Regions from separate parts of the Homo sapiens genome. Here region 2 is linked to region 1. Evidence: read pairs that join two places in POLR2A ChIA-PET (ENCODE). Cell type or tissue: OCI-LY7. All regions are shown on one strand.

The links. ChIA-PET counts read pairs that join two places held together with the same protein. Peaks named below come from ENCODE experiments on the same cell type or tissue, not always from the same donor. Only the 100,000 strongest peaks of a DNase experiment are listed, where the experiment ranks them.
Region 2: POLR2A ChIA-PET joins it to region 1 with 5 read pairs; 2 of 35 experiments call an interaction of 5 or more read pairs at or near these places.

Annotation. Positions count from the first base shown.
Region 1 is chr19:1,062,004-1,064,503 of GRCh38, forward strand. It overlaps ABCA7 (ATP binding cassette subfamily A member 7), which reads left to right. Exons shown (of 47, transcript NM_019112.4): 42 at 169-310; 43 at 1,541-1,675; 44 at 1,757-1,860; 45 at 2,158-2,250. Among named protein-coding and RNA genes, the nearest start is that of ARHGAP45, 3.9 kb to the right of the region's middle. RefSeq lists enhancers at 1-327, 1,168-2,020. In OCI-LY7, no CTCF peak of the experiment used is centred here; DNase peaks (open chromatin) are centred at 838 and 1,128.
Region 2 is chr19:653,545-656,044 of GRCh38, forward strand. All of the region lies in intron 1 of RNF126 (ring finger protein 126), which reads right to left. Among named protein-coding and RNA genes, the nearest start is that of RNF126, 8.4 kb to the right of the region's middle. In OCI-LY7, no CTCF peak of the experiment used is centred here; no DNase peak of the experiment used is centred here.

The sequences.
Region 1 (2,500 bases):
TCTCTGAGACCCCTGCACCTCTACCTCCCACACGCGGACCAGGCCCTGAGACACCCCTGTCCCTTATCAGCGTGGCCCTGGATGGGTGGGCCCTGAGACCCCTGTGTTAGCCACCAGTATGGTCAGGGACTAGCCAGCTCTCTGAGCCCCCGGCGCCCCCATCCCCAGCGTGGCCCGGGAACCCAGTGCTGCGCACCTCAGCATGGGATACTGCCCTCAATCCGATGCCATCTTTGAGCTGCTGACGGGCCGCGAGCACCTGGAGCTGCTTGCGCGCCTGCGCGGTGTCCCGGAGGCCCAGGTTGCCCAGGTGAGCCCACTTTGTCCCCACCGCTCTCACCTCCCAGGGCCCACCCGACCCAGGCCGTGCCTCTAAAGCCTGGCCCAATCCCGCACTCTCTCGCCTTGGCTCCATCCCTGTCCCTGCCCCCAGACCGTGCTTCCTTCCCCTATACCTCTGTCCCCCATCCTGGTCCAATAGGGATGTGGCTAGCCCGCCTCTTTGCCCCGCAACACCAAGTTCCACCATTCTCATTGGTCCACCCACCCTTCCTTCCGCTGCACGTTGCCCCTCTCTCCTTGACTCTGCCTTCTGTGGCCCTGCCCACTTGCTCCTCTTCTGCCTACCCCCTAGGGCTTCGCGCCTTTCTCGCTGGGGTCACGGTCACATTCTCACTCTGGCCGTTCCCAGTTTGCAGCCGTTTCACTGCCTCTTCCATCTGCTTGGGGGTCTTGTCTTTGCCCTGGCCCGCCCCACCCTCACACTGTCCCACCCCATGCCCTTTCTGGCCCTGCCTCATACCCATGTTGGCTCCACCCACACCATGGCCCTGCTCCATACCCATCCCAGCTCCACCCATACCAAGGCCCCACCCCATACTCATGCTGGCTCCACCCACACCATGGCCCCGCCCCATACTCATGCTGGCTCCACCCACACCATGGCCCCGCCCCATACTCATGCTGGCTCCACCCACACCATGGCCCCGCCCCATACTCATGCTGGCTCCACCCACACCATGGCCCCACCCCATACTCATGCTGTCTCCACCCACACCATGGCCCTGCCCCATACTCATGCTGGCTCTACCCACACCATGGCCCCGCCGCATACTCATGCTGGCTCCACCAGTGTGGCCCCGCCCCATACTCATGCTGGCTCCACCCACACCATGGCCCCGCCCCATACTCATGCTGGCTCCACCAGTGTGGCCCCGCCCCATACTCATGCTGTCTCCACCCACACCATGGCCCCGCCCCATACTCATGCTGGCTCCACCCACACTATGGCCCTGCCCCACACCCATCCCAGCTCCACCCACACCATGGCCCCGCCCCATACTCATGCTGGCTCCACCCACACCATGGCCCCGCCCCATACTCATGCTGCCCCCACCACACTATGTCCCATTCTCACATTTGCCCTGCCCCATGCCCATTATGCCCCTGCTCCACACTCAATGCTGGCCCCGCCACACTGTGGCCCTGCCCCATACTCATCAATATGAGTCCCCATGCCTACTCTGGCCCCACCCCACAGACCGCTGGCTCGGGCCTGGCGCGTCTGGGACTCTCATGGTACGCAGACCGGCCTGCAGGCACCTACAGCGGAGGGAACAAACGCAAGCTGGCGACGGCCCTGGCGCTGGTTGGGGACCCAGCCGTGGTGTTTCTGGTGCGTGGGAGCGGTGCCTGGGTGGGGTGGGGCCTGCGACGGAGGCGGGGCCTTGCTTATGGGATCTTCCGTGCTCCCCAGGACGAGCCGACCACAGGCATGGACCCCAGCGCGCGGCGCTTCCTTTGGAACAGCCTTTTGGCCGTGGTGCGGGAGGGCCGTTCAGTGATGCTCACCTCCCATAGGTGGGCCGGGCTCTGATGCCCTGGGCTGTGGTTAAGGTGATCCAGGCCTGGAGAGAGAGCCCCAAAGCACAAGGCCACAGGGGATGGGGGGTCCTGGCCCTAGTGGGGCGAGGGCGCCAGGCCCCGGGGTGTAAGGACACACAGAGGTGGGACGCGGCGCCGGGATCAGAACGGTCTGGGGAAGAGTGGGGAGATGTCCACACCAGAAGGGTGGCCCAGGCCGGGGGAAGCAGGCAGTGTGGCGCCAGGCACAGGTGGCCCCGGCCTCACGGAGCTCGTGGTGCCGGGTCCCGACAGCATGGAGGAGTGTGAAGCGCTCTGCTCGCGCCTGGCCATCATGGTGAATGGGCGGTTCCGCTGCCTGGGCAGCCCGCAACATCTCAAGGGCAGGTGAGCCGGCGCGGCCTCCAGGCAGGTGTGGGGTGAGGGTGGGCACGTAGGTAGGCTCAGGGGAGAGGCCAGACGTAGAGCCGGGTGAGGAAAGTTTGGCTCCAACTGGAGAGATGGCCAAGGCTTTAGATTGTCCTGCAGGGGTGACTGAGGGGGCGAGACAGGCTGGGGTGTGCTGGGGGCGCAGGACCAGGAGGCGTGAGCCGGGGGCTCTGGGTGGATTTAGAAGACACAATCAGGTGTGCGTTGG
Region 2 (2,500 bases), 410 kb before region 1:
TGCAACGGGATCCCCAGGGCTGAAGGGCCTGCTGGAGACACTGGCTCACAGGGCGGACTCCTCATGGATGGCTGGGCCCCTGGTGATGGCGGAGCGTGCCGAGCATTCGTGGGGCCTGGGCTGAAACGTGCATGGTGCCTCCCGGCCTCACCAGGGGCTGGGCAGATGCCGACACACACTTCCCGCACAGCCTGCAGAACTGGAAACTGGAAGCTAAATCAACTGCTCTCTATGAACGACCCAGTCTCAAGTGCTCCATCGCAGCAACGTGAAAATGGCCTCACACGGCACGTGTCATCACGCCAGGGGCTCACATGGGGGTCCCAAGACCACCCCCAGGTAACACAGACAAAAACAGGAGACAAGGCTCCCACCGTGCATGGGGGAGTGCTGTGAGGGGAGCCAAGGTCGACCCCAGGCTCTGGGGATGCAGGTTGCACCGGGGCTGTTCAGTCTTCGCAGGGGCAGGGGCTGGGACCTCTCCAGCAAGCAAGATCCCGGCCTCACCCACTGACTCTGGGGAGAAGCGGGGGTCTGGCGTGCAGTGCCCAAGGGGAGGGCCGACAGCTGGGCCCCCGCCCACACCACGCCGTGCCTGCCTCACCTGCTCCTGCCACTGAAGCACAGGCTGGGTGGGGAGGGACTAAGGCCAGGGTGAGCAAACGATGCCAGATGCACATGAACCCACCGTGAGGGGAGAGTGAAGAGGCACCATCTACAATATAGAAAAAGTGCGGCCCGGCTCCTGGTGAGGCCGGGAGGCACCACATGCGTTTCAGCCCACGCCCCACGAATTCTCGGCACGCTCCGCCATCACCGGGGGCGCGGTGGCTCAGGCCTGTAATCCTGGCACTTCGGGAGGCCGAGGCGGGCGGATCATCTGAGATCAGGAGTTGGAGACCAGCCTGGCCAACATGGTGAAACTCTGTCTCTACTAAAAATACAAAAATTAGCCGGGTGTGGTGGCGGGCGCCTGTAATCCCAGCTACTTGGGAGGCTGAGGCAGGAGAATTGCTTGAGCCCGGGAGGCGGAGGTTGCAGTGAGCTGAGATTGTGCCATTGCACTGCAGCCTGGGCGAGGGAGCAAGACTCCGTCTCAAAAAAAAAAAAAAAAAAAAAAAAAAAAAAAAAAAAAGTGCTGGCCGGGCGCGGTGTCTCATACCTGTAATCCTGGCACTTTGGGAGGCCGAGGCAGGCGAATCACCTGAGGCCAGGAGTTCGAGACCAGCCTGGACAACATGGAGAAACCCCGTCTCTACTAAAAATACAAATGTTAGCCAGGCGTGGTGGCACGTACCTGTAATCCCAGCTACTCAGGAGGCTGAGACAGGAGAATCGCTTGAACCTAGGAGGCGGAGGCTGCAACGAGCCGAGATCATGACATTGTAACTCCAGCCTGGGCGACAGAGTGAGACTCCGTATCGGGAAAAAAAAAAGTGCTTACAACTCAAAAGAAAGAAAGAAAGAAAGAAAAAAAAGCCCAGGCCAGGTGCAGCAGCTCACACCTGTGATCCCAGTACTTTGGGAAGCCAAGGTGGGCAGACCATTTGAGGTCAGGAGCTTGAGACCAGCCTAGCCAACATGGCCAAACCCCATTTCTACAAAAAACAAATTAGCTGGGTATGCTGGGGTGGGTCTGTAGCTCCAGCTACTAAGGAGGGGGAGGAGACAGGCAGGAGCGGGAGGCAGGAGGCAGAATGGCTTGAGTCCAGGAGATCGAGACCGCAGTGAGCTGTGGTCCCACCACTGCGCTAGCCTGGGTGACAGAACCAGACCCTGCCAAAAAAAAAAAGAAAAAGAGAAACAGACAACGCAACTAAAAACGGGCAAAGTCGGGAGGCTGAGGCAGGAGAACGGCTTGAACCTGGGAGGCAGAGCTTGCAGTGAGCCGAGATCGCGCCACTGCACTCTAGCCCGGGCGACAGAGTGACACTCCATCTCAAAAAAAAAGAAAAGTGGGGGGGGAAAGGACGTGTACAGGACATGCCTCCAAAAACACGCTGGGTAAACGCAGCCGGCCAGCCCCAGCGAGATGCCACTTCCCAGGGCCAGCCAGGACGAGATGCAAGACCCCGTCAGGCCTGCTGGGAGCCCAGAAGTCCCCCAGATGGAACTACCCCATGACCCACGAGCTAGAACTTTCACTCCAGGCGCAGACCCCAGAGAAACGAAGACACCTGCCCACCAAATGTTCACATGGCCAGAACTGGCAGGTGAGAGTTCACGGCAGCACAGTTCATCATCGTCGTCGGCAGATGCAAACAGCTCCAGTGTCCACCCGCACCTCAGAGCACGACTCAACCATGGAAAGGGGCAAGGCCCAGACCAGGCCACGGCGGGGGGGAGGGGGGATTGCATCTTGAGGACATCACGTCCAGTGAGAGATGCCAGACACAGAAGACCACGCAGCGTGTGATCCCACGTCTATGAAATGTCCAGGACAGGCCGAGCCACAGAGACAGAGAGGGGATGTGTGAGCACCAGGGCCTGGGGGAGGGGA